Linked DNA regions of Homo sapiens: region 2 is linked to region 1. Evidence: chromatin loops called from intact Hi-C (ENCODE). Cell type or tissue: MCF 10A. All regions are shown on one strand. Each heading gives the region's core, and the rest is flanking DNA. Links, peaks and the distances in the headings are about the cores only.

Region 1 (14,990 bases), core at 2,566-10,565:
CCTTCTTCACCCCCTATGGGAAAAAAAGAACTCGGCATTTCATGCCCATCAAACAAAAGTTCTGAGTTTTAAGCTGATTGGACGACCTGGAACCAATTCCTGTGCCCAGGAAAATACCTTGGTGCTGATTGGTTTAGGCATGGGTCACCTGAGCCAATCACCTCTGGGACTGGGGTTGATTACCCAGAGAACATAGCTGCTACACTGCGGAGAAGGAATGAAAGGAAGGGTGAAGAGGCCAGTCACACATCATACTGCCTGCTATAATCTTTTTTCATGCACAGCCTGGATTGCTAATTAATTTTTTTATTCAATATCAGACATAAACTCTATAAAGGGGAATCTGTTTTCTATAAAATTTCTAAGTCAGACATTTAAAGTGGTTTTACTTTTTCAAAAACAACAAAATGGGTAACTCAAATTTTTTTTGCAGAGTTCTCTCTTCCCTTAAGAATATACAAAAATTATCCCCCTAAAAATGTTTTTACCATTTGATATCAGTGAGTGAGAATGATTCAAAATTTGTCCTATAGCCCATCTTCCCTAACCCTTTTATCCTCAGTTTCCGAAAGCAATATGACCTAACCAAATATATCCTCCTTCACCTTGGATAATGGATCATTAAATCTGCAGAAGACACCATGTTCCAAGGCATAATGAACTTTAAAAGTTTTCTGATATATGTTCACCAGCCTCCCAAAACCCATCCAAGCAGGACCTGTCCTGTCCTCATGAAACTCGCCCCAAATTCACCAACTCAATCTGTAAAGTGCCTAGTTTAAGGGATTTTCACCAACTAAGTATTTCTTCCACATGTGTAGTACTAAATCAGGGATGTCCAATCTTTTGGCTTCCCTGGACCACATTGGAAGAAGAATTGTCTTGGGCCACACATCAAATACACTAACACTAATGATAGCTGATGAGCAAAAACCAAAACAAAACAAAAAACAAAAAAACTCGTAATGTTTTAAGAAAGTTTAAGAATTTAAACTTTGAATGTTGGGCTGCATTCAAAGCTCTCCTGGACCACATGTGGCCCACAGAACTTAGATTGGACAAGCTTATTACTAAACAAAGTGTCCAGGGATAAGTTAACCTGTGGTATTTTCTTCCCACTGCCTTGGTGATGAAAGAATGAGTTGTCTGGAAGGCAAGCCATTGCCTTCTTGTGACTGTTGCTGACTGTTTAAAGGCCATGGACAACAGCCTAAATGAGAAGCTAACTTCACACACCCCAGACATACCAAAACAATGGTAGCCAAACTTTCAATATTTGCTCCAAGCATTCCACTTGAAAAAATCATTATAAGCCTTCGTCTGTTTCAGAAATGAGAATTTTCTGGTTGCAGAAGATGCCACTGAGGCTCACAAGTTGCATCACTGGCAGCCACATTCAGGCAAGCAGTAATTACGAATCAGGCCTGGGTTTGTTTTCACTTTGGAATTTACTATTGTATTTATCACTTCCTCGCTGACACCAACTCCCACCACCCCCTTGAGATCTGGCAATCTTTGGCAAAACCCAAAATGCCAGGCACAGTGCATTCGCCTCTGTGTAGCACGACCTGCAGGGTATTTTGCTCCCTTCAACCCCAGGCCTTGTGTGAGAAATTGAGGAACAGGAACAATCTTTTGCCACCAAAACCCTGGGCCACATTTGGGATGGCCTCATGTCCTCTCCCTCAAAAGGGAGCAGCCCTGGAGCTGAAGAGGGGAAATTGTGACACCTGTGCCAGGTTTGTGGTAGGCCAGCCTGTCCCCCAGCAGACAGCTGCGTGGGGGGGCCAGTTTGGCCCAAGTGCTGCTTAGTCAGGCTCTAACACCGAGCCAAGCTGCAGATGTGCCCAGACCTGCCGCCACCAGGTGTATGTCTCTGGGCCGGGAGGTGACGGCACAAATGTGACTCTTGCCTCCTGCTGTTTCCTGACACCTCAGAGGAATGTGGAGGACTCAGGAGAGGACACCACAGAAGGCCGACAGGGCCACTGCTCTCTGCCCACCCTGCTATTTCAAAAGGCCTGCCCTGACCCTTTGGCCCTCACCCTGTCTTTCTGCCAACAGCCCCAGGGCTGGCTCCTCCTCCAGGCCACTGGTGGGCTCAAGTGAGAGGCGGCTACCTCCTTAGGCAGATTACCTGCTTGCCTGACCTGCTGTAGTATCATGATGTTCCCACTGTTAGTGCCCAAACCTCTACAGCTAAAAGGTGCTTTTTTTTCTAATACGATTTCCATGATTAAAAATATTCTTTAAAATTTTTTTCAAGCTCATCTGTCCCCACTGGGGAAAAACTGCTTGTGAGATTTAGTTTCCTAAGAAGAGGCTATTCTGTATTTAACAGAATTATTTATTGACAACCAGAGGGGGTCTTCTAGGGTGTAAATATTAGAAAGGTTTACCTGCCCATTTGCGGACTTCAGATCCAACACAAAAGGTTGTGTCTAATCTCAGTGTGTTTTTCGAGAATTCCATTTAAAACTTAGGGAAGTTATAAGCTGTTCTCCATCAGGAGTGATGTTCACACTACAAATATTTATTGCACGTCTATTATGTGCTACAATCCCAGGCCTCAAGAAGACATCACTATATAGCAGAGTGTGGAAATGAATAGCACATTGGCCAGATTCAGCTCGCAAACATTTTCTTTGACTCATACTGTATTTATCAAAAATTTGAATTGGTTGCCAACTTTTAAACATCAGAACATTTACAGTTTCTCTTGAAAACGCAAGAAATCTGGCAAAACTGAGCCCACATTCCTGGCTGATGACAAGTAGAGTTAACTACTGCCCACTTCAGACAGGCACTGGCTCTGGGTTCACATGGCCCCCCACCTCCCCACTTCCCCCTGACTCAGCCTGCCCAGCCCCTCAGCATTTGTCATTGATTCTCAGGATGGAGAGTGACAACACATTCACTCTGGGAAATGCCTCAGTCAGAGACACAGCAACCTAATCAAGCCCTGCATCTCAGAAGAGCTGATTCTTACCTCCTTATCATCAGGTCACAAAGATTTCATTATTTTGTATCTTCTCAATCTTTCCAATTTTAATAAAGTTTCTTTTAGTACTTGATAATGTAAAGTTAGGGAAGACAATCTGTTTTTATCACTTGCCAAGACAAAGAACTTGCCACAAAAGAAAATGGCAAGGTTGAAACATAGAAGCAAAACGTGAGGACTTTGCAAGAGCAGGATGGGCTCTCAGAGATGCTCTCATTTGCCAGATGAAAAAGGTGAGGTCTAGAGGAGGGAAAGGCCATACCAGACCCCACTGGTAACCAGCAGGAAAACAGGAAGATGGTCTGGGTAGTCTTTACCCAGCCAGTACCACACTCCTGTCTACAGGCACAGGTGGTTTCTCTGTTCCTGTTTCTACTTAACATTTCCAGGGAATGGCAGAGAAGCCCATCAGACCTGAGAAATAAATTTGAGGACTGATGTCAGAGGTCACATGGTACTATCAGGTACATGATTTAAAATGAAACTGCAAAAGATTAATTAGTAATTTTTATCTCGACCTACTGATTCCCTATATGTCGGTCCAAATTGTCACATTTGAAAAAAATGTATCTGTCGATCCCAACAGTACATGTTGGAAGAGGCAGCTTGTTTTCATGTTTTCAAATTATGTACTGCCAGAATCCTTCTTGTGTTTGTAGCCAGGAATAGAGTTACACAGTTGATTCTGATATTTGTTGCTAGCAGAAAGTTTTACTAAAACACATATAATTTAGTTGCAATTAATATAAAGATAATGACCAAAACTTTCAATTGGACAGATTAAAGTTATTGAAGTGGGCCACCGCCTGGGACATAGACATTGTGGTGTATTTATAATAGGCATAGGTGGCATTCAGTAATATTGTCATCAAGGATCTCTCTTGGTTACAATATTATTGTAGGTAACAAATTTAAGTTAATCCAGAAATTGGTTTTAGATGCAGCAGAAAGGAAAGGGGGAGAGGGTTTGCAGAACAGAGACTATTTTATTTAGTCCTACCAATCTGGCCTGAGACAGGCTTTCATATCTGCTTTTATAGAGAAGAAAAGAGGGGCCAAGAAGGCTGACTTCCTCAGCCAGTTTCCAGTTGCTAGGAATGAGCTATCCCTGGGTCACTATGACTGCAAAACCAGAGGTTTATCTGCTACCGTATCTCATAGCACAGAAGCCACTAAGATGAGTAACCACCAAAGGAATTAAGACAAGCACACATCACAACTAGGCTACACAATGCTACTGGCACGATGAAAGAGGCAGAAAAAAGTGCCTGGGGGTCACAACAGGGCAAAAGCACATCGAGTGGAGGCTTGGTGGATCAGGGAAGGTTTCTGAGATGTGGTGACATTCCAGAAAGTCCTTCAAAGATGCACTGTGTTACAACAAACAGAGAAGGAGGTGTTAGAAGAAAGGCCTCAATACGGGGGCACGGAGGAATGAGAGGTAAGCAGTTTAGATGCGGAATGAATCTAGCAAAGCTACATCAAGAAGTTAGCCACGTGAAAAAAAAAAAAAAGAATCTCCTCCCACGGCAAGGTCCATCACGTGAGGCCAGGAGACTTCAAGCCTACAAGGAAAGGCGCCACACATCAGGCCCAGGACACTCACCTGTGTGTCCACCCCAGGAGAGGCAGAAGGACCCGCTGGACCCCAGGACGCCAGGACGCCCAGACACCCACACATTCTTCCTCGTACACCTTGTTCCCTCCTTTCCCTTCTCTTCCCTTCAGAAGCCTTCCACCTGCCTGTGCCTTCCATAGCCACAACCAGGCACACTCTGGGTGGCTGAGGGCAACTCACTTCATCTTCCTTTTCCTCTCAGAGAGGGAAGGAAGAGCTTTGTTTCCTTTTCAAGGATCCCCACCAGCAGCAAGGCAGGTGGAAGAAACTGAGGGAAGAGGAAGCAGGACCCCCGCCGCCCCCCCAGTCTAGCCTTTACAGACTCCTTTTAAGGAGCTGAAGAGGTTGGGAGAGGCTTGCCCTGCCCCGGGGCAGCAGAAACCCGGGCGCTGCTGCAGCAGCTGTGGGCGATCTCCGTCAGCTCCTGGGCTCCAGGATCCTGCGGCCTCAGCCCCTCCGCGTCTACTCTCGGGGCCACCACCTCCAGTTGGCTTCTCCAGGGCACTTCATTTCATTCCGTCCCTAGCATCCAATAAGACGCGAAAAACTTAATCCCATTTTACAACTGAAGCCACTGAGGCCCAGAGAGCAAAGCCATTTGTCCTGGGAAAGTGGTCAAGCTGGGACTTTGACTCTTCAGACCACCCAAGGGAAGGGGTGTGTGTGTGTGTGTGTGTGTGTGTGCGTGTGCGGTGGGGGGCGCTTGTTTTGAGTTCTTAAGAAAACCTCCTGGCGACCCCCTTCTTCCACATCCCAAGACGCTCGTCCCGCACTTTCTCGGGAATGAGGTTTCTGCAGGCGAGGGCGGCGCTGCCTTCTTCCTCCGCGGCAGTGAGACCCCGAGGGCGCCCCAGGGTAGGAGGGGAGGCCGAATCATCTCCTGAGAAGAGCGCCAGAGAACTTCAGAGCGTTTCGCCCTTCCCCGGGAGAGGCAAACACCGACACGTCTGTGTCTTTTACCAACAAGTGCCTTCAAGCCCGGCGGGGGCAGACACCTCCGCGCCGGCCGCCGGCGAGGTCTCCGCGGTCTGCGGGGGCCACGGCCTCGCCTCAGCTGCGCTGATTTAGGGCGTTATCCGGTCCCGGGGCGGGAGGCGGCCTCCCGGGCGGCGAAGCAGCGCCCGCGGCGTGGGGCGACCGCGCGGTGGGCGGAGGGGCAGGGGGAGGGGCGGAGAGGCGTCCCCGGGGCGCAGGGGGCGGGCGTGCGGGCACACGCGGTGCGCGGCGGGGGCGGCCATCGTGCTGCGCAGCCTGGGCGCTTGGGGAGCCGCCCACTTCGCCGGGTCGCGCCCCGACGGCCGGAGCGTGGATGCGGCGGCGCCCGCCGAGCCGGGGCGGACGCGGGGCGGCCCGGGCCCGGGAGACGCGCCGGCAGCCCCGGCACCGCAGCGGTCGCAGGATGGCCGAGGTAAGCGCGGCGCCCTCCGCGGGCGCGGGGATTCTCTGTGCGCGGAGCAGGCGGCCCGGGACGCCGCTGGGCTCCGGCTCCCGTGGGTACCCGAGGGCCACCTCCCGAGGGCCAGCTGGCTACCTGCGCGGCAGCGCGGCCCCGAGGCGCGGCGGGAGGGACCGTGGTCTCCGGCCGGGAGGCGGCGGCGGGGGGGTTGGGGCTCTGGGACCCGTCCCTGCCCGACGTCCCGGAGCTGGCAAACGGTCTCCGCGCCGGATCTGCGGGCGCGTCGGAGGTGCCGGCGGGCCAGCCTGTGGAAATCGGCGGCGGCACTCGGCGGGTACCCTACACGCCACTCTCTGCCGCCCGCACCCCAGGCTTCAGCCCAGGACGTTAGGACTTGCTGTTTCCACCTGTGGGGGTCGACCCCTTCTTTTTTTTTTTTTCTTTTACCTCAGAATTTGTGAAACAGCTGATATTTCACACTGGCCGTCTTTCTCTCCGGGGATTGTTTCTCTGGAGAACGGGGCGCGCGGCAGCCTCCGGTCACTGAGGAGAACTGCGGAGACGGGCGGGCGGCCGTGAGGAGGCTCCCGTCCACTGCGGGACAAATCTTTTGTAGAGCAACAACAACAACAAAAAACAAAACAAACCCACAAGAACAAAAAACCCACGACTGAAAGTCGCTATTTAGACAGGTCCGGTCCGAAAGCTTCCGGGACACAGACCGAGCGTTGACCGTGTGCGGGGCAGATTTGACCAGCTTCACTGCGGACCCTGGAGTCCTTGTCGCGGCTCCGCGCGAGGTGGCCCGTCTTTCAGAAAGCGCTGGGACGGGGCTAAGGCGCTTGGGCTCTGGGCTGGAAGCCGGGCCGAGCCGCGTCCGCCGCTCCGAGGTTTTCCTGGAGTGACAGGAAGTGGGCCTGGGCTGCGGAGCCCGCGGCTGCGCCTGCCGCTTCCTTCAGGGGTTTGCATGGGAAGCGCCGGGACGGGAAGCCCCCGGCCCCCGACTTCGAGCTCCCTTAACAGTCCCGCCCAGCCTGGCCTTGGGACCTGCGAGCGCGTGGCTCGCCCGTCTCGGGAGCGCCCCGTCGGTTCCGTGCTGGGAGCCGGGCGGCGGCGGCGAGGCTGGGGGCCGCGGGCGGAGAAGGAGGAGGCCGCTGCGGGGTCTCCCGCTGCTCCTCCGGAGCCGCCGCCCAGACCCGGAGCCCCGCCGCCGCCTGGCTTTGCCGGAGTTCCTCGGGATTTGTCAGCCAGATGTGACAAGATTGTGGCGAGGCGAGTGAAGGAGATCTGATATTAATCAGCGCGTAGCTCCGAGCCAAACTTTCACAAATGCGGTGTAGAAACATGTTCTTCTCATTTAAGGCATCTCTTTGTGGCTGCGGGGCTGCCACCGCTCCGAGTCTGACAGTTAAGTGGAATGCCATCTCCCAGCCTTAATTGTGTGAGTGAAGTTGTGTGTGGTTGGGGGGCGGGGGGCATCAGACGCTCGGGGGTTCGGTAACGTCCCCTGGTTTTATGGCTGTGCTCGCCTCAGTCCTCTGAAGGCCAGGGCATTTAAAGCGGCCCAGACGCCTGGTCTCAGCCAGGCCTCTTGCTGTTAACACTTAAGGGGCCTAAAAGAGGCCCCACCGGTGTCCTGGGAATCCCTGTCAGGGAGAGAGAGAGTGTGTGTGTGAGGGAGAGAGAACATGTGTTACTGCATAGGACCACAGAGCAGATGTAGCAACAATTTTTTTAAAAATATATTCTTTTCATCAAAGCGACAAGATTTTGGCTTGACAGTAAGTGAATTGAAAAACAGCATTTGGCAGATTTTTTTTCATTCGCTGTTTATTTAATTTGCTATTCGATTTTATGGGATCTCTTGATAAGATTCTAAGTCTTCGACCCTGAGTTTGCAAATACGTGTTAATGTATTGAAACTTTTGTTCAGTGATGGATACACTGACTCTCTTTTCATTGATCCCTTCCCAGATTCGTTGATACATATTAAAACCTTGTTAAAATAGTTTGTCAAAATAAAATTTTGTACATCATATAAAAGAACATTACTTCAGATGTTACAAATTGTACTGGATTTGATTTGCTCTTTAAAGAGGTGTGAAAAGATGGCTTCTCCTTTTGTGATGATGAATTTTAAGAAATAACTTTATTCTTTTTGGCATACTTTCAGATGGTTAAAACGAATAAGATACGAGTCATCGTTTGATTTCTCATCTAATAAGTTTGCTAACTAATTTCACCAAGAAACTATTACTATTTCAAGTCAACTGTTGGTTGAACGTGTTCCTGTTGTAGTTAAATGCTGAGAAGAGGTGGTGAAATCTTCACCTAGCACACATGATGCTCACACTTTGGGAACTCGTAATTATGTTCAGGCATCTGCATAATTTAATTTGAATATCATCTGTACCTATAGTGTCCCTTCAGACTAGTAAGGATTTAGGGACATTCTCCTCCTTCAGAAAGTGGTTAAAGTTCTTTGGCCATTGATACCTACAGTGATCTGTTTGCTGTGGTTATAATTCTCATTAGAAATATTGACTAACATGAAGTAATTGCCTTGGAAGCATGAGATTTACTGGAGGGCTATTTTATGTTTTATTGCATCTCCCCCATGTAGCAGTTAGGCCTGCATCCCAGGCCCATGCCCACTTTCTGTACCTCAAGATCATCAGATTGGAAAGACGATCCAACCCGATAGATGAGAGAGAAAAGCCATACAGGTTTCCCTGTGGAACAAAGTAGTTGTCCCTAAGCACACATTTGTCATTTATGAATGCCTAGGGATAAGTATAAACAGGGAAACATTTTAAAAGTTCAATTTGTCAGTAAAATTAAACTGCAGCTTATGGAGTGGGGGGCAGAAGTGTCTTTTAGCTTCTGTATGTGGCTTTAGAAGTAATTTTGATGTGGCCATTAAAAGGGATGCCCTGAAGGTTCCACAGGGTAAATTACTTACAGGAGTGTGCTTCACCCCAGGGTGAATTTTCTCCTCTACAGATGTCATTTAGAGTGGGTTACTTTTGTCAGAAACTGTCCTTTTTAGAAGGAACTGAAAATACCTTAGCTAAGGTAAAATCTCAATGATGAGCCACCCATCTTTTTAGTATCTAAAATCAAGATTTTAGGGAGTTGGTACTTTTCTTTTAATTACGTAATTCCAAGTGTTCTACTGCAGAGTTTTTGTTTCTTTATTTTTGATGACTTCTCTGAGAGATGTTAAAGATAACTGGATTCTGCTCAAAAGAAGCATCTGGAAAGCATTTCTTTTTCCTTTTAAACTGGTTTCCACCTGAAAACCTTATTTCTGCATATCTTGTCATTCTTTGAAGTCCTTTTCCTAATTCTGGAAATTCCAAGCTTCCACTGTGGCACCATTTCTCTGCACGGACACATGCCTATTTCAGCCGAAGAGGGTGGGTATAAACAGAGAACAGACTTGTTTCTCCAGGGTCCAATTTTGGGCCTTCTCAAACCTCACATAGTTAGTTATCGGCAAACAGACTGTCACTCTTGCCGTCTACACATGGACTCATTATTATAAACCAGCCTAACAAATCACAGGAGGACTCTGCCTTGGGGAAATGATAATTTCATTCAACTAATGTGAAACAAAAGAGAGATGGAGAAATAAAATGTGAGGGTCAGGTCCAAACAGCCCTGTCCATAGGGAAATAGTTGCCTCAGGTAAACTCTTAATTCAGGGTTCTAACATTTTTTCATATAGTTAGATTAGTTTGATGGTCTCCTACAGATTATTTGTGTGATCCTACCAAATACTCAAACCTCAAATTTCTTTTCTAGTTGTACATCAGCTTCCGGAAGTGTTGTCCTTTTTCTGTAGTCCTCTAATTGTTTCTTGCATTATTCATTATGAAGGTAAAATTTTTATACTGTCAACTCTTAGCATTTCATGATACTTCACACTGAATTTGAAGCAAGGGATCAGGATGGCATAATTAACTAAGTTTGATCTTTTCTTTTTAAAAACTTAGTTTCAAAAACCTAGTTCTCAATGAGTCCCCAAAAGAATGTTTTACAAAATCTTACTTAGAAATGTTCACAATTTCGTCTTTATTTTGTATCAGCAGCAGTAGTGAAGTTGCATTGCTTATGTAACTTAGGTAAAATTATGCTAAAGTGTAAGTGTTTTGCTCTGTATTTTTTTCCTCAGGCTGATTCAACTATGTTCGGAAAGTTCCCTTTACATGCAATTAATATCTTTTGGTTTTTTGTTATCAAAGGTTTCTAAAGATTACCTCTGAGGTTTCCCAAATTAGGTTATAAAGGAAAAAATATATCCATATAATTTACATTTCTGTACAGTTCTTAAATTTTTTTAAAGAAGAAATATTTGGCTTGGCTTTTAAGGTAGTGTTTGCATGTTTTTCAGCTATTTCATAGATTTTCAGTTTTTGAAACTAATAATTTTAAGAAAAAAAGCACAGACATTAAATTATTTTGGCACACAGTTTATACTTTGATTCATAGACATCAAAAGAACAAGTATTTTCCCCATCACAGTCTTTGAACTAAGCAGCTAGAGAACACTACAAATGTGTCATGCATACTTTAAACTCACAGGTAGACTCAGCCCAATCAATATCTGTCACTTGAAGGAGCTCTACCTCCCACCTGCCCTTTCTCTGCCAGACCCTTCTCCATGCCCTCAGTCTTTGGTCTCTCATTTCATCCTCATACTTGGAGTGAGAAACCAGATTTTGTCCATTCTCCTTTAGTGTTGTGTTTATATTGCAAATGCTGACTACCTGGTTTCTGAGGCTCCCCACATCTCCTTTTAACCATGCTTGTGGTAAACAGTGCCTCCCCATTGTAGAAAGCCAATGATCCTATGAACCCAATAAAGAGACTCCTGGCTGCTCATCTGGACAGCCCAGGCCCACCTTATTTTGTCTTTCAAGGTAGGTCTCACTGCCCGTAACAGAGACCTGTGCTCTGTGGCCCAGGCTCCTTGGCCTGACACATATGTACATGTTAAGCTTTACATTGTACCTAGGCTTGTGGTATTTCTTGCATGCACTGATGAGAGCATGCCTTCTTCCTGGAGGAAGCCCTCTCTGGCCTCTCTGTACAACCTTGACTTCTCCATTTCTCCTATCCCACTCAAACTATTTAATTTGGGGGAGAGTAGGAGTTTGACTTATTTTTTTCACTTTTTATTATAGAAGATTTCAAACAATCAAAATTAGAATGAAACTTGATGTAATATGTGCTTGGGGATTCAACAGTTACCAACTTTGGGCCAGTCTCATTTCATCTGTATTTCCTACCCATCATAACCAACACTAGATTACTTTAAAGCAAATCCTAGGCATTATATAATTTCATTCATATATATTATAATATGAAGCTCTAAAATACAAAGGCTCTTTTTTAAAAAACCAGGGCAATATACCATAGAGCACCTAAAAAATTAACAATAACTGTAATGTCATTAAATTTCTAATTGGTGTTCAAATTTCCTTGATTACCTGACAAACTTTATATTACAGTTGGTTTCTTCAAATCAGGATTCAAGTAAGGTCCGTACATTGTCTTTTTTAATATATAGGTTCATACTTTACTTTTTTCCTTGCAATTTATTTGTTGAAAAAGCTGGATCATTTGTCCTGTAGAGTGCTCCCTGGTCTGAATTTCAATGATTATTTCCTTGTAGTATCATTTAAACATTCCTGTATCTCCTGTATATTCTTAAATTGGAGTTGAGTAAGAGGCTTGATCCAATTCAGGTTTGAACTTTTTTATCAAGAACACCATATGTGTGGTGGTATGTATCCTTCAGTCCAGAGACAAATGGCCTCCTATTTTTCATTAGGAGTTGCGGAATGGTGATACTCCAGTTCTTCATTTATTTGATCCACATTCAGAGATAATCTTTGTCTCATCAATGATTTTTTTACCCTGAAATACAGGTTATATAGCAAAGGATACACATTTGATTTTTTTCCTTTGTTTACCAATTTTCAGAATAGTTAGTTGGTTTCCTAGCATTTTCTAAAAGTGGCCAATGAGTTTTGTTTGTTTTGAGTATATTTTGAATTCCTAGATTTTAACACAGTGAATGACTCATGCTAATTTTTGACAAATCATATTCTCTACTCTGCTGTTTTTGACCAACCCAGTTGTGTGATTTTTTCTTGCAGTCATTCAAGTCTTCCCTAGTGTCAGACACTGGCAATTACTCATCTTTGTATCTCCATGAAGCTCCCCATGGTTACCAAGTACATAGTAGATGCTTTAGAAACAAACAAATAAAAACCTTGTTAAATAAATGATTATCATTTTCTTAAACTATTAGTGGAAGATGATGGCATGATGTGTTGAGTGTCTGCCCCATGTGTGTTTCTCAAGGTCAGCTAAAGTCCGACACTCTCACCTGCAGATAAGCTGCCTCACATTAAAGGACTTAGTGGGCTTCACCTCTCTTCTTCCCGGTTGTCCTTATTACCTATTTGGCAAAGGGTGATACTATTTTTCAGAATCCTAGTTGTACCTCTGTGGGTTTTCATATGTAAGAAAAACAATGGGAAACTTAAAAAGAAAAAGTGAAAGGAGTGAAAAGTGAGAGGTGGGAAGGTAAGGAGAAAAAAAAAATCCAGTTCTAATAAGGAAAGTAAGAAGTGCAGAGGCAAAGTAGCTCCAAAGAGCAGTGGGGTAGAGAATTAACTCCCACCCTTGAATGATGCAGTTTCCTAAACCAGGAAGGCTAGCTCTGCAGCCACAGAAAGAGTAAGAATGACAATTTCACAACAGGTTAAGTGAAGCCAGGCTCTCCACCTAGACACCAAAGGTAGCCCAGCTGCTTTAAAAGATGTCTTGTTTTATGTGTCCTGATTGGCAGTTTTTGATATGCACGTTAGCAACAATTATCTATATTCAACATTTAAAAAGTACTACTTAGAAAAAACTGGCCAGGCGCGGTGGCTCATGCCTGTAATCCCAGCACATTGGGAGGCCGAAGTGGGCAGATCATGAGGTCAGGAGATAGAGACCATCCTGACTAACATGGTGAAACCCCATCTCTACTAAAAATACAAAAAGTTAGCCGGGTGTGGTGGCATACATCTGTAGTCCCAGCTACTCAGGAAGCTGAGGCAGGAGAATCACTTGAACCCGGGAGGCAGAAGTTGTAGTGAGCCAAGATCCCACCACAGCACTCCAGCCTGGGCGACAGAGCCACACTGTCTCCAAAAAAGAAAAAAAGTGAATCAGGAGTTCAAGACCAGCCTAAGCAACATAGTGAGACCCCCGTCTCTATAAAAACATTTTTTTAAAAATTAGCTGGTTATGGTGGCATGCGCCTATGTGAGATTTGGGAGGGCGAATAAAGTGGGAGGATCCCTTGATCCCGGGAGGTAGAGACTGCTGTGAACAGTGATCACTGTCCTCCAGCCTGGGTGACAGAACAAGACCCTGTCTCAAAAAAAGAAAATCCTGAAGCATTTTTATTGTAAACTTGGTGGCTGTTAAAAAGTGATTTGTGGTTTGCCAGACTGGGTTTTTAAATTTAAAGTTGAAGAGTTACGATTTTTTTCCACTGAGAATCTGGCATAGCCTTAGAATCTCACACGTAAGAGAGGACCACAGACTCTAAAACTTAACTTCGGTGATCTCTGCTAGTGAGTCATTTTCCACGTGGTTTTTACATGGCCCTCTCCATAGTCAACTGGAAGATCAGTGTGTAAACTAGAAACTGCATTTGGCTGCAAATTAAAAGAATTCCTAAATAATAGTTGCTACTCTTTCTTCTCAGCCATCCTTAGGGCATGACCTCGGTATTGCCTCATAGTCACAAAATGGTATCTGAGCTCCTGCCATCAGGTTCTTGTTCCAAGAAAGAGGAAGAGGGAAAGGCAGACAGGTCTTACAGTAGAGTCATCTGCTATTTATGAGGAGTTTTCTACAATACTTCACCCAACAATTTGTATTGTATACCATTGGTCAGTACTTAAGTCACCTGACCACCAACTGAGACTTGGAAATTAAATTTATTTTTACTAAGGCATATTGGGGAAAAAGATAACTGGGGGAAAAAGATTAATAATCAGTAAGCATAGTACAGTTCTCTCATTGATTTGTTCAATCATTCGTTTACTTTCTCAGATAATACCAGTGGAGGGCTTACCAAGTATCAGGCCCAGTGCTAAGTGTTGGTTTGGAGTTTTAGTTGTTTCATTGCCTCTTGCAGGAATGATTCATTGTGAAGCAACTTTTTTAGGGGCTTTTACCTTAGATATTTTTGGTAGCTCTGTGCAGAGTCGGACAACCAGAGCCCAGAAGACCGAAGAACTTACTTGTTGTGGGTCTGGCAGCAGTAACAGTCTCACTGTTTTGATTGATTGCTTCAGCTCCCCATCTGTGTATCCACATTAATATGGCTAACAGGCCTCTGAGGTAGGCAGGAGTAGGTTTCCAGCCCACATGATGGCCAAAGGCACCAAGGCATGGAGCTGAAGTTTTTACATGGCTTAACTGGAAGTAAGACATAGGTTGAGGCCAATCCTAGGTTTTACTACCTCTCAGTGAAAGGTGCCCGGTGAGGTGAACGGGAAGGGGCTCGGGCTCCCCAGCCCTGCAGCCAGAGGTATCTTTTTAACAGGGAGATTATATTCATTTCATACATAAAAAAAAAAAGGCTTACTGTTAAAATCCAGACTCCTTCACCTGCCCCACAAGGTCCTATGCACAGTGGTCTCTGACACCTGTCTTATTCTCATTTTCTGCTAATAACCTCAACAACTTCACTCCAGCTACATTGGCCCCTTAACTCTTCCCTGAACACCCATCTCTATTGTGCCTGAGAGCCTTTGCACTTGCTATGCCTTCTCCCTTAAATACTTCCTCTCTCTCCAGTCTGCACATGACCAACTCCTTGGCATGCCTTGGGACTCAATTCACATGTTACCTCCTCAAAGGCTCTTGATGATGACTCAATCTAAAACATTCTTACT
Region 2 (14,990 bases), core at 4,538-12,537, 160 kb before region 1:
GAGAAGGCGCCAAGACGCCGAGGAGAGAGCAGGCGGCCCCTCACCCCACCCTCGCGCCCTCCTAGGCGGGAAGAAATTGAGCCCCGAGAGAGGCCCTTCAGGGAACAGGAGTCCCAAAGGCCCGGGAGCCTCGGGGGGCCGCAGCCTCCGCGTCCCCCTCCCTCCTTCCCTCCTCTGCGCCTCCCTACCTGGCTGGCTTTGTGGAACTGCTTCTTCAGCCCGGCCACCGACATCGCGACTGCGACCGGCAGGGGCGGGGTGGTCTCAAGGCTCGGCTGGGCCACGCGGCCGCGACGCGCTCGGGGAGCGGGAGCCCGGGCCGGTCCCCCCGCGGCTGGGCTCCGCCGGGCCCGCCTCCCACGGCCACGGCCACAGCCACAGCCGCTGTCACACTCGCACACACGCGCGCACGCCGATGGCAACACTGCGTTCCAAAGCCCCTGCGCAGCCCATTGGCCAAGCCGCGGCGATATGCAAATGAAGCTGCTGGGGCCGCCCACGCTTCATTGTTGCGTGGAGACCTGGGCTACTTGAGCCGCGCAGAAGACCGGCCTGGGAAGCTGGGCGTGGGGATGTCCTGGGGGTCGGGGGAGTACAGTCACACAGTGCTTCTTGCTGGGCGCGGGACGATATAGATCTAGCTCTGAGATTGTCATGGGTACCGGGAGAGAGATCAGTTCTCTCTGCTTCTGTCTTGGTGCCGAACCGGCTTTGGCTCACAGGCAACATCGCCTCCCTCCGGCGCATTTTCGCTCGGTGTATGTTTAAGAAAGGAAGGCTCAGAAATGCGCCTAGGGAGGGACAACAAATGCAACTCGATGGGGGACCTGTGGTAGGAGGAAGCGGTCTGTGGGTGGCGGGCTTTCTTCTCTCTCCACGCGGTGCTCTGGGTGCAATCTGCTCAAATGATTTTGGTCTTCTGGGAGCCCTAGAGTTATGGAGTAATTTACTAATAAATACGGTGCTAGCTCACTTGGTGCTCTGAGCCCGCTGTCAACGGCACTAAAAGCAACCATCTCCAAGGTGCCATAAAGAGCTCGTTGCATATCCGGCGGAGTCCACCAGACCAGGAACCCAGCTCTCTCGGTAACCCCTACCAGCTGTGTCAGTTACAGAGTGTCCATTTGCACAGAGTCCAGAGGTCGACGCACTCACAGCTAAGCCCAGCCAGGGACATGGAGCATTGCGTTAACCTCGTGTTAGAGCTATCCCCAAAAGGTACAGCATCTTCGCTGAATCTGGCTTCCAAAGGTCCCGAGGATTCCCAAACCTAGAATATATGTTTGGCAACGCTTCACACTGAAAAACAAAAACATTTCCCACCTTCAGTCTCTTTTTGGGCCCTTAGCAGGTCCCATCTGGGGTGACGAGCAGTCCCTGTCTGCCCTGGACACTTCGGGTATATGCCTGTGCCCTGGTGTCCACCTGCCATAACATTTCTCCAGGACAAAAGTCATGCAGTTCCTCCCCTAGCTGTTAGCTCCCAGCGCCCAGTCGGGGCTAGTCCTAACCCTGACTTCATCCTAGTGAGGACTGGGCAAGTAAGTACACACCTCTCTGGGCCTTGGTTTCCTCACTTCTACTTGAAGCATGTAGACTGGAATAAACAGTGTTCCTCCTCTGATACTGGGGAAAAAATGCTTGAACTTAGTGGAGATCGTGGGATAAGGGCAGCCAGTCAGAGGGTTAATGAGCATGACTTGGGTGAGTGTTGTGGGCTTACCTGCCTGACACCAGCCACTGATAGATAACTAAAAAGTGTGAGGGTGGTGACAGCTGGGTCAGAATGGCGTAGCAAGATGACCTGTCCATACAACAGTTCAAATGCCTCTCAACAGTGGGCTTCACCGCAGGCCAACCACTACATAAGGCAGAGAGCCAGCTGCAGCTGGAGTCCAGGATTGGCAGGTCTCTCTTGTCCTAGGCTATTCAGGGCTGCTCAGCTTCCTCTTTCTCCATGCTCCAGAGAGGTTTAAATAGCACCGGTTCTATGGTACCTCCCCCTAGACCAATCCGGCTCTGTGCCCTTTGGGAGGAGGGGGGTGCTTTTTTTTCAAACAGTTTATTGGCATTTCCTCCACAGTCGTTAGTACATTCAAGTTTCTCACTTCAGTTGATTTTGGTAATTTATCTCCTTCATTAATCAAGTATAGAGTTGAAGATCATACTTTTTAAACTTCAGAATCTTTCATATACATTTTCTCCTTTGTAAAAGTTTTTGTGATTTGTCTTAATTTTTTCAGTGAATAGATTTATTGGAGGTTTGCTGATTTTATTGGTCTTTCAAAATATTTTTGAAGGTACTCATCATTGCTACAGATTTTTCTCTCTCATTGATTTTTCTTTCATTATTCTTACACATTCCTTCCTTCACTTTTGTTCAGAAGACTAGTGAGAGTTTGAGGGTTTTAACAATAGAAACTGACTCTAGCTAACATAAGCTGGAAAATATGTATTGGAGAAGGATGTCAGGCAGCCTGGAGATTCACAGGAGGGGTGTAGGGAACAAGGTGGAGGGGATGAGCAGGAATTAGGAATCTGAGCACTGAGATCCACAGGGTGTCCAGGAACAGCTTGATTGGGATATGCTGGCTCTGCCACTGAGCCCTGGCCATGGCTACCAGAATGAAGGCTGCCCTTTCAGGCAGTCACTCCAGCTGCATAGTAGCAAGGGCAGCATCTGATTGGTGGATTCACTCCATGGCAGATTTCCCTACTATAGGAGGAAGCTTCAGAGGTTAGGCAGCCAAATTTTATATATATATATATTATATCATATATTATATATATATAATATATACATTCTTTAATATATACCATGTTAGAGAATATATAATATATATTAGAGAATATATATAAAAATAATATATATAAGCAACAACAAATGCCCATTAAAGTGTATTTGGGTATCCTTAATCTCATGTCTTTTATTTATTTTTATAAAACTATAAATTTTCCTCCTGAGTATGGCTTTGGTTTCATACCTTGTTTTCATGAATGATATGGATCTCCTATTTTCTAAATAAAACTTGTCATTACAGTTTTGAGTTCCTCTTTGATCCAAATGTTATTCAGGATAATTTTTTAAAAAGCTTTTCTAGGCTGGGCATGGTGGCTCACGCCTATAATCCCAGCACGTTGGGAAGCCGAGGCAGGCAGATCACGAGGTCAGGAGAGCGAGACCATCCTGGCTAACACGGTGAAACCCCATCTCTACTAAAAAGTACAAAAAATTAGCCAGGCGTGGTGGCGGGCACCTGTAATCCCAGCTACTCGGGAGGCTGAGGCAGGAGAATGGCATGAACCTGGGAGGCGGAGCTTGCAGTGCGCCAAGATCGCACCACTGCACTCCAGCCTGGGCGACAGAGTGAGACTCAGTCTCAAAAATAAAAAAAATTAAAAAAATTAGCTGGTCATGGTGGTGCATGCCTGTAGTCCCAGCTACTCTGGAGGCAGAGGCAGGAGAATCACTTGAACTCAGGAGGTGGTGGTTGCAGTGAGCCAAGATGGTGCCACTGCCCTCTAGCCTGGGCGACAGAGTGAGACTCTGTTTAAAAAAAAAAAAAAAAAAAAAAAAACCTTTTCTAGGTGGTTTGATTTTTTAAAATTTATTCTATGTTAAATTCTAGACTTGTGATACTATCGTCAAATAACATGTCTTGAAAGGTTTTTTTTAAACATAGCCTGTCATGTTTCATTGTAAACACATATCATAGAGGTTTGAAATACTGTTCATTTTGTGTTTCTAATGTACAGTTTTTTAGTTCATCTGTAACAAGAGTGTGTATTCTACACAGCTTCTAGCTCAGAGGAAGATTTCCAACTCATGCTAGCTAGAGCCCCCTTGGCCAGCTCAAGGCTTTCCCCTTCACGTCACCATCACCCTTCAATCACTAAGGGCCCACAGCTCCTCTGTTTAGGGAAGGGGGGTACAAGTGTATACAAGTGTCCTGGACTGTTTGACAGATTTGTCTACATATGGAATGAAATTGATGGGGACTGGGAAGTGTCCTGAGGCACTGACACACATCCCTCTGAACTGAAGGATTTTTGGGCATTTGGTGGTCTTCACAAGTCAATGACAAGAGGGACACTGTGGTTGTCTCTGGCACTCTGCCAGATGGCCCATGTTCTGGCAGAGGTTTCAGTGTTCTCTTAAGCTCTTTTTCTTTTTTTCTTTTCTTTTTTTTGGAGATGGAGTCTCGCTCTGTCGCCCAGGCTGGAATGAGGTGGCACAAACTTGGCTCACTGCAACCTCCACCTCCTGGGTTCAGGTGATTCTCCTGCCTCAGCCTCCCAAGTAGCTGAGACTACAGGCATGCACCACCATGCCCAGCTAATTTTTTTTTTGTATTTTAGTAGAGACGGGGTTTTCCGGAGCTGAGGCAATCAGCCCACCTCAGCTTCCCAAAGTGCTGGGATTACAGGCGTGAACCACTGCTCCTGGCCTATGCTCTTTTTCTTGTGGCCTTTGACTCACCTCCAGGCCAGCTTTTGAGTCTAATGAGTATTTGCATTCCTTGTGTCTGGTTCTGTAGCAAGTGACTCATATCTATCTGGGGGGCATTGTTGGGGGGCAGAAGAATTCTGGGTAGGGGTTAGAAGGGGAGGGAAGCATGCTTATTAATGTTCAAAATATCCCATCATATATCTCATAAATCAGGTATGAGCATGTTCAAATGCTCTGTGTTCCAATATTTTTCTTTTTTTTTTTTTTTTTTTTTTTTTGAGATGGAGTCTCGCTCTTTCGCCCAGGCTGGAGTGCAGTTGCGCTATCTCGGTTCACTGCAAGCTCTGCCTCCTGGGTTCACACCATTCTCCTGCCTCAGCCTCCCGAGTAGCTGGGACTACAGGCGCCCGCCACCGTGCCCAGCTAATTTTTTGTATTTTTAGTAGAGACGGAGTTTCACCATGTTAGCCAGGATGGTCTCGATCTCCTGACCTCGTGATCCGCCCGCCTCGGCCTCCCAAAGTGCTGGGATTACATATTTTTCTACTTTATTCGTCAAAGAGAGGTACTATATTCTACTCTACAATCTCTTGCTACAATTGTGATTATGTCTGTTGCGTCTTATATTTGGGACTTTTGTTCTAAACATTTCAGTGCTATGGTATTCTGTTTATAGGTATTTATTATTGTCATATCTTCCTTGTCGATTTTTTCTTTTATCTGTAGAAAAAAACATATTTTGTCCTACTTACAGCTTTTTGCCTTCTATTTTACTTTGCCACATACCCATATTTGTATCCTTACTTTTTGTGTATATGTGCTTCTTATGTCTTAATTGGTCTTTTGGCCTTTCATTTTGTTGTAGACACGTGCTGCTATAAACAGAGTAAAATTTAATTTTGTTTCTGGACCAAAATATGTCTTTGCCGTTTCCTAGAGAGATTTAAGCATTTATATTTATTACAAAAAGAAAAATTGTCATTGTGTGGTATGTTATTATTTTTCTTCTACATAGTTCCTTTTTGGGTTTTTTTTGGGTTTTTGTTGTTGTTGTTGTTGTTGTTGTGTTGTTGTTTTGAGACAGGGTCTTGCTCTGTTACCCAGGCTCTGGAGTGCAATAGCACAATCATGGCTCACTGAAGTCACAACCTGGGCTCACGTGATCCTCCCACCTCTCCCTCCCAGGTAGCTGGGACCACAGGCACATGCCACCACACCAAGCTGATTTTTTTTTTTTTTTTTGTACAATGGGGTCTCACTATGTTGCCCAGGCTGGTCTCAAACTCCTGGGCCCGAGTGATTCTCCTGCCTTGGCCTCCCAAAATGTTGGGATTATAGGCATAAGCCATCATGCCCAGCCATAGTTCTTTCTTCTATCATTATTATCTATCTATTACTCAGATTTTCTTTGCTTTTTCTTCCTCTTTGCTTTTGGAAATTATTCATCTAATTTTTACTCAATGAGTGATTACCACTGACCTAAAATATATTTGAATTTATATTCTCTATCAGCATCAATAATTAAACACTTTATGGAAGCCACGGCATGACTAGAATGAGCCATGGTCAGAGCACATCCACTAGGGCCACCTCATCACCTCCTTCTACTCAGACCACCTCCTGCTCCATATGAGAACCCTCAGGCAGAGACCAGAATGGGCCCAGTACCTTTTTTCTGAAACAGCAAATGAACCAGGGGGAGACTAGGGTGCAGAGTGTTGGTTTTAAGACACGGGGGCAAAGATGGAGTGACGAGAATTTAAAAACAAGTTTTGAGATAAAAGAATTGTGAAACTGTTTGAAATTCAAAATATTTTCATAAGTATATATTTTCTATTATACAATAACATTTAGAGGAAATTTGGAAATCATCAAAAAATAAAAGGATGGAAAAACTACCTTTGGAATCATATTTGAAACAATCACTCTTAATATTTTGGTATATTTTTCTTGTAGAGTATTTTTCCTGTAAAATTTAAGCATAACAGTGACATGACTATGCATACTGTATTTTCTTTGTTCTCTTAGTTAACTGAGCATTTCCTATATTGTCTAGTCTTCACACACAACATTTTAATGACAACTTAAACCATTGTAGATATATCAAATTATATTTGATTATTTTCCATTAATACACATGTAAAGGTTCCCACCCCCCATATTTTTCCTGATTTAAATAATGCCACATTAAACATCTTTTTCCATATTAAAGTTTTCTTTCTATATTTAGGAATGGACTTTCCTTAGGATGGACTCCACTCTGAGATGTAAAATTAGTGCATCAAAGAATTTGAACAATTCTAAATACTATATATATGTATGTAAAATGCAGTTTTCATTGCTCCCATGATACACAGTCATTAGAGAAGCATCTTGTAAAAAAAAAAAAAAAAAAAAAAAAAAGGCGGGAGGAGGAGAAACGAGGCAAAGAAACATGGATATGGGATTTGTGTCTTCCACTTGCCTTGAATTGAATTTAATGTCATTAAAAAATTCACTGGCCAGGCGCAATGGCTCACACCTGTAATCCCAGTGCACTTTGGGAAGCCAATGCGGGTGGATCACTTGAGGCCACGAGTTGGAGACTAGCCTGGGCAACAGGGCAAAACCCCGTCTCTACCAAAAATACAAAAAATTAGCCGGGCGTGGTGGTGCACACCTGTAGTCCCAGCTACTCAGAGGCTGAGGTGGGAGAATCACTTGAACCTGGGAGGTGGAGTTTGCAGTGAGCTGAGATTGCACTACTGCACTCCAGCCTGGGCAACAGAGTGAGACCTGTCTCAAAAAAAAAAAAACACAAAAAACAAACAAAAACAACAACAACAACTCATCAACCTGTAGCCTAATACACGCTCCAGATTGCAGTGCCTGGCAGACCTCGGAGAGCCAAGTTCAAATACTGATGCCTTCTATTAACCTTAAAATGTTAGCTTAACCATGACCTCTCTACGTCTAGCTTTCTCTCTCTCTTTTTTTCCTGAAAAAAAAAAATCTCTTACCCAAACTTTCTTCTTAGGAGGCCTCCTGGGTTACTTGTGCATGAAAGGGTGGGGCTTTGGCCCACTAACTGCATAGCAGTTGTGCAGTGTGCCAAGTATTTAGATAAACCAGATCTAGAAGCATTATTTCTCTCAGTTGAATTCCCTCACATACCTGGCTGCAGCAGAAAGCTGAAAGCACAGATACTGTTTTTGCTTTCCTTGTAACTTCATAGGTGTTTTTTTGTTTTTTTTTTCCACATCTGGGAAAGATGTGTGCCCACCGATGAGGTAACAGCAGACATGATGAATCCCAGATGTTGAACATGGCAATTTGCCTTGAACTCACAAGATCACAACTGGGAACAAACGTACAGATTTTCTTTGCTTATTGTTTTACAAGAAGCTGAGGGAAAATCAATTGACAGTTAAGAAAAGGCCAGAAAGACTTTTCATTTTAAAATGTAGAGGAAAAATCTGAAGTATTTTTATTTGTTTAAAAATGAGGATGGGGCCGGGCATAGCGGCTCCCGCCTGTAGTCCCAACACTTTGGGAGGCCGAGGCAGGCCACTTGAGGCCAGGAGTTCGAGACCACCCTGGCCAAATAGAGAAACGCTGTCTCTACTAAAAAATATAATTACTTGGATGAGGCCGGGCGCGGTGGCTCACGCCTGCAACCCAGCACTTTGGGAGGCCGAGGCAGGCGATTCACGAGGTCAGGAGATTGAGACCATCCTGGCTAACAAGGTGAAACCCCGTCTCTACTAAAAATACAAAAATTAGCCAGGAGTGTTGGCGAACGCCTGTAGTCCCAGCTACTTGGGAGGCTGAGGTGTGAACCCTCAGCCTTGAGGAGAATGGCGTGAACCTGGGAGGCGGAGCTTGCAGTGAGCCGAGATCGCGCCACTGCACTCCAGCCTGGGCGACAGAGCGAGACTCCGTCTCAAAAAAAAACACACACACACACAATTAGTTGGGTGTGTGGGTGTGGTGGCACTTGCCTGTAAACCTAGCTTCTTGGGAGGCTGAGGCACGAGAATCACTTGAACCCAGGGCAGAGGTTGCAGTGAGCCGAGATGGCACCACTGCACTCCAGCCTGGGTGACAGAGCGAGACTCTGTCTCAAAAAAAAAAAAAAAAAAAAAAGGATGGGGTAAAGAGCACACTGCACAACTGCTATGCATCTCAATAGTAAAGGCAAAAGGGAATTAATGCATGTCATAGTTATCTACAATGCTTGACTCTGCTTTTCCGGAACCTATCAACAAACATTCAGTTAGAATTCTGGGCCATGCTGTAATTCCAATTAGCCTTTGTTAATTACATAGGTGCCATTTTACATTTCCATATTTTACCCTGGAGGATTTATTTTTCACTTCTACTAAAGAGATGCATAAAAGTTTGTGTTGGGGATGAGGAATTAGCCGAGCGACGCAGATGGCGTTCATAAACCCCTGCTGCCACCTTGTGGTGGTGTTGAGAAGCGACAGAGGTAAGCCTTTCTGAACTGTGAGTCTATAGTGGTTAGTTTCATGTCGTTTACTTCTAACTTTTAAAAAAGCACACTAGCATCTTGAGTCTTGACACAACAGCTCATTTTAATGGTGTGGCATGCAAAAATGTTGCCACAGAAATTTTCAGTTCTTACTGGAAGAATCTCAAGAAGAGCTGTCCCATCCCTATGGCATCAGCCATATAGGTAGAAGAACACATAGAAAATGGTATCATGCTACCAGAGGAGGAATTCGGAGAAAAAGGAAGTGACCACTAGAGTCAATGGTTACAATAGCAGTCCCCGGCTGGGCGAAGTGGCTCACACCTGTAATCCCAGCACTTTGGGAGGCCAAGGCAGGAGGATCACTTGAGCCCGGGAGTTCAAGGCAGGAGTGAGCTATGATTGCACTCCAGCCTGGGCAACGGAGAGAGACTCTGTCTCTAAAAATCAACAAAAACAACAAAAAGCACACAATGCCATCATTTTCTATCTATTCCCTCTACTCACTTTATTCCCTTCCATGGCACTTTATCTACCTGATATTTTAGTATATATGTATATATATACACATACATATATATGTTTTAGATTGTCATTTATCTCCCACTACCAGAGTGAGTGAAAGCACTATTAAGCAGCACTGCCCAGTTGAACTTTCTATGATGATGGACATGTTCTCTATCTGTGCTGTCCAATATTGGCAACCACTACCCAACTGTGGCTATCAATCACTGAAAAGTTGACAATGGATGCTTTCATTTTGAATTTAATTTTAATTAATTAAAATTAAATAGCCACACGTGGCTAGTGCTACTGTGTTGGACAACGCAGCTTTAGAAGGGCAAGAGAATTAATCTGCTTTATTTACTGCAACCTCCCAATACCAGAGAATAGCTGGAGTCCTAGAGCGGCTCAAAAAACATAAATATTCAGTTAATGAATAAATAAATAACCATGAATAGAGCAGACAAGCACCTAAAATAATGTATCAGATTTAACATGAAGTTGGGGGTGATGATTAAAGAGGAGTGGTGGTAAAAGTAGGTGGTGTTAAGGGCCAAGAAAATGTGAGAGGTCATTGTCATGTTGTGCATTCAGGGGGAAGTGAGCAGTGGTCCTGCTAGTACTGACCTCCAAGGAACGGTGTGTTTTCTCTGCAGCCAGAGGTTGCACTAACAGCTGGGAATCCTGCCGTGATGGTCAGCAGCGGAGGGAGCACAGGAAATAGGGTCTTCTCGTGGGGACATCTGGCCAGGTGTCCACAGCAGCTGTCACAAAAGATAGGAAGTTCCCATCTAATGTGGCCTTGTCCCTGATCTTGTGGGAGCCCTGGCCCCTTAAGAGCACTATGAGATTGATAACAATGTCCTCACAGGTGTTGTAGGACCTAAGGAAGCGCCGTTAAATGCACGAGACGTTTAATTAGTAGCATTATTACCTATGGCTTGATCCTTTCCTGGTCACTGGTCAGGGTTACATAGAAATCTCTGGCCTTCATTGGCCATGGGAGATTGTTGCCCTAGATCCCACCGGTCTAAGCTTGCTTAAACTCCTCTACCTGTCTACTCCAGTCACCAACTGGTACTAATGCTTTAACTGTGCCCATTGTCCCCATTCCCCTTTGAGAAAAAATGTCAAATTCTTTTTACAAAATATGCTAAATGAATGCATTGAAGACACCAGTCATCAAGACTCAGAGGCAATAGTTACAGAATTGTATTTTACTAAATTATTCTAAGAAAATCCAGAAAGAATGACACATTTAATTTTAAGGCCAAAATGCTTGCTGGGCCACTAAAAAGTGTGCTTTTTCTACCCATTTTTCTATGAGTCATAGAAAAAAAATAAATCCCCAGATTGACTTTATATTTCTCTTTTCAGTTGTCCTTGTGAAAAGAAATTGTGGTTCCCTTTTAGTGTAAGATGCTGCTGCATTTGCAAATGTAGCAGCAATGTACTTAGCATCTGGTATTTCAGGAATCTCCCCCTTGTGTTATGTGTGCCTCTAATCATACAAGAAAAGTTTAGACAGTGTCTATCCCTGAGTTGATTTGTATTTTAGTTAGTCTATTACTGTTAGGATTACGGTCTATAGGGGGCAGTGAGGGACCTGAAAGTAAAACAGCGGAGCTTTAAAATGCACACTGTCCAGGGTGATTCCATCGCTCTCTAAAGCAGTGCTTTACAATCTTTAATGTGCACGTGGATCCCCTGGGGCACCGGTTAGAATGCAGGTTCTGTTTCCCTGGGTCTGCACGAGGGCCCAAGGCCTGAGCCTCTGCATTTCTACCAAGCTCCAAGGTGATGACAGTGTTGCTGGTCTGGGACCACAGTTAGTAGCAAGGCTGTAGGTGACAAGTCCCCATCAGTCTCACAGAGACCCAGGATGCAGTTTTTCTACTTAACACACCTTCGTTACATGAATAGTGAACATGCACAGCCAACAGCTCCTGAGTTCGATAAATTGACTGGATGGAAAATAGCTGAGTACCAGCTATGTCTTTCCCTTGGCCATGGGGATGGCATTTTTTCTCTTCTGGGTTAGCATCTCTGCTGGTAAACTTTAGAGGCTGATATCATCATCACTTTGGCCCTGGTGGGTATAAAGTTCTGAGCCTGATTTTGCCAGATTTTGTCCAAGGAATAGAATATGCCCCAACCCATGAAGCACAGAACTAGTGGCCTGCAGCCACCTTCCACAGCCCAGGCCATAGGAGGCCCCTGGATATGCGAGGGGAAAGAATTCACAGTGTGCACAGAACGTGCCAGGCCCACGGTGCACTCTCATGGCCACTCTTTGAGATATGCGTGACCAAGTCAGGGATGAGGAGACAGAGCTCGGAAAGATGAAGTGTTACGCAACAAAATGTGATTGACTCGCCTCACAGGCTGTGGCTACAGAAGCCCGCACATTGGCCTGGAGAGAACCAGGACCTGGGTGCACTTGACTATTCCTTGCTCTAAAGCACACTAGGTTTCATTCATTGCTTCATTTATTTGACACACATTTATTAAGCACCTAAGAGTGTCTGGCCTTGTGCTGGGAGCCAAGTCAGTAGAGATGAAGGTTTTTATTCTATAGAAGCTCACATTTGAAACACATGGGCAGCTTTCCATAAAGTGTCCCATGTGGTCTTAGGAAAAGCAGGAGTCTAGAGAAGTGGCTGGAGTCTAGTGAGTCCCTGCCTCTGACTCCTTCAAGTGCTTTTCCCTGACCAGAGAAATGCAAGACTATTCATTTAGTATTACATGGTGTGTATTTGGAGACTGGATTACTTTGTGCCTTAATGTGATCTTTATTTCACTGTAGTGACGGATGGCTTTATTCTCCTCACTACCAGACCCTGAGCTGGAAAATTTGGCTTAGTAAGCCTGTGTTAGACTCACTGGCACTGTTCCATCCTTGTGGCTTTGCCTGACTCCTGACCCTTTCCTGCCCACTCCCTCTGGGGAAGGAGAGCCAGTGCAGCTGAAGTGATGGAGGACTTTCAGGGTGCCGACGCACACACTCCGCACCCAGCCTCCTCGTGCTCTGCCAGCTCATTTTGGTCAAGCTTCTGGAAGACAAAGTTTACCTTGCCCGCTTCTGTACACACACACCCCCCCCCCCCGCCCACGAAACTAGTACAGAACCTGACAAACTGCCCACACACAAAACAATTTTTGAGAAGCCACTGAATGACTTAAAAATCTTACCCATGGGTTTGCAGAGCAGGAAGGGACTGACTTCAAAGTTCATTTCGTTTTGGGCAAAACTGATGTAAGCTGTTAGAAATCAGGATACTGTTTACCCTTAGGAGAGGCAGTCCTGACAGGAACGGGTCACGATGAAGCCATGGGTGCCGCTAATATTTGAATTCTCAGTCTGTGTGCACACGAGGGTTAATTCTGTGAGTCCATTGAGTCCTAGTCTTAAAATATGTGCACTTTTCTATATGCATGAAGAAACTACATTAAGTTCATAGCTTTTGACTACATCTAGCAGAAAGTTTTAAAAGAGGAATTAAATAATAATGCTTAAATCAATGACAATGCACAAATGCCCTGAATTTTCTCCTTTGCAGGTCCATCACTTCTGTTTAAAAACAAAACAAATCACCAATCACCTAATCCTGGCCACCCCCGTGCAATACATTTAAGGCTCAAAACTTCAAAAACAACCCGTCCTCTCCTGTTTTCCATTCTGCTTTTGCCCTTCCCCCGACTGACACTTGTGGGATGACCTCACCTGATTTCTATATAGAAAATTGTGTCCAGCTGGTGTTAGTTCCCTCCAGCCCCCTCATCTCCACTTGAATGTGATCCTGGGAACCTGCGTTTTCCTCTCATACTTCCTTCTGATTGTGGGGAAAAGGACCCCCATCTCCTCTTCTCTCTGCAGCTCACTTCCAGGAAAGTGTGGCCCTCACACATCCCCCCAGGAGGGGAGCATGCCCGCCCTAAGGTAGCAAATGCTGGATGTTCCAGACCTGGCCCCAACTCATTTTCCAAGTTCTTCAGTTTCAGGAAAATAATTTGAGACTCTTCTCTACCTTTGAAGGACATTGGTAGGGTTGTCTCCTGGGATTTGTGAGTTTATCTTTTATACAATCTTGACCCTTTGATTTCTGTCTTACATTTTCTTGATTTCCCAATATGGGGTCTAATTTTAAGTGGTTCTGGAAGTTTGGATGTTCAGGCTCTTGCAAATAATTTGGTTGAATGGACTGAAACACTCGAGTTTCCCTGAATACCTGAAATTTCTTAACTCTCTAAACTGGGTACTTTGGCTATGCAGTCTCAGAGTCCAAGGTCCAGCTCTTGTTTTTCTGTTCTTCACAAGACCCAGATAAAGTGTGTAGGAGAGAAGTACCAGGTGCCACCCAATCTCGGTCCCGACTTGCTGGAGGGCCCTGAAGAAGCTGTTTGCATAAAAGCCAAAGCATCGATTCCCTTAACGACACATTTTTCTAAAATTTACAGTTGTATGATCTATTCTAGTTCACATGTGACATGAGATTCCCACAGGCATTTAACCTAGGGAGTGAAGTCTAAGTGTGCTTCCTTGAGTAGGCATCTTGTTCAGGGCACAACCCACGCTTTTGGAGATTTGGGGTAAGTTTTGATGTCTTTCTGATTCCTCTACTTTTGATCATATTAGTAACTATTTTTTAGCCAATCCTTCTAAGGGTACTTCAACTTTATTTTCATGTCTCTAGTACATATTTAACAAATTCCTAGAATTTATATCCAATATATCAGATGTATCTCTTTGAAGTGTCTTATTTCCACTTTGCTGCCTAAAAATTGATTTTATAGAACTTGGTGCACCATAGGAAACTATTAAGCAAATCGTGGCATACAGAGGGTTTATACCAAATTAATGAGGCCGCCCAGATAGAATGAAAAAAGGCAAGAGCTATAACATAACTTCATTCAGCTCCTTTGCACTTTTATTTATTTATTTGTGTACCTTTAAAAACAAAGAATTAGGGATCATAAAATTCTAATTGATACATCCAACATTATTTGCTTAAATTTAAAAAATATTTTTGTAATTTTTTTCCCTCCTCCATTTTCTTCCTAGAGCCCACCCCCTCCAGGCTAAGATAATTGAACAAGATGCTCATAATATTACCCAAGTCTTAGAAGAAGACAGACACTCCTCAGGATAATAAAACACAGGAGATATGCCAACAGCACAAGATATCTGATATATTTTAGGTAATCCACCTGGAGACCAGATGACCATAATGGCCTTTTTCCATCCCACCAGCCGGATCTGAGGCTCCCTTTACCCTGTCTCCAGCAACGGGTCTGGACAAAACAGGAAAACCCACTCCAAAGGGCTAATCCACAGACTGACAATGCATAGCCAGGGCCAGGGCCCAGGAAAAAGATGAGGGGTAAAAGGGCTGACAGCAAGAGATGGGACGGAAGAGATCCAAGGGCATCTCCTTCTGCTTCTGCACTGACAGAGTCATTATGGACTGCGAGTACATGTGGAAGAGATACTGAGAAGACAGAGAAATATGATTGACTATAAAGGGTGCCCCCAAGCTTGGAATAAGGCCTACTACTCAGAAA

What was found. Peaks named below come from ENCODE experiments on the same cell type or tissue, not always from the same donor. Only the 100,000 strongest peaks of a DNase experiment are listed, where the experiment ranks them.
Region 2: it touches region 1 in a loop (11-fold over the local background); 2 of 110 quality-filtered maps call a loop at or near these places.

The regions. Positions count from the first base shown.
Region 1 is chr15:83,275,567-83,290,556 of GRCh38, reverse strand. BNC1 (basonuclin zinc finger protein 1) reads left to right here and starts at 5,893. Exons shown (of 5, transcript NM_001717.4): 1 at 5,893-6,027. The coding sequence starts at 5,929. BNC1-AS1 (BNC1 antisense RNA 1) reads right to left here and starts at 6,545. Exons shown (of 3, transcript XR_932542.3): 1 at 6,463-6,545. RefSeq lists enhancers at 4,732-5,232, 6,002-6,502. In MCF 10A, for the core only: no CTCF peak of the experiment used is centred there; DNase peaks (open chromatin) are centred at 2,746, 4,226, 5,676, 7,616 and 1 weaker place.
Region 2 is chr15:83,432,777-83,447,766 of GRCh38, reverse strand. SH3GL3 (SH3 domain containing GRB2 like 3, endophilin A3) reads right to left here and starts at 426. Exons shown (of 9, transcript NM_003027.5): 1 at 189-426. The coding sequence starts at 233. RefSeq lists an enhancer at 571-730. In MCF 10A, for the core only: CTCF peaks have their summits at 8,919 (motif pointing left) and 11,008 (motif pointing right); DNase peaks (open chromatin) are centred at 8,896 and 11,046.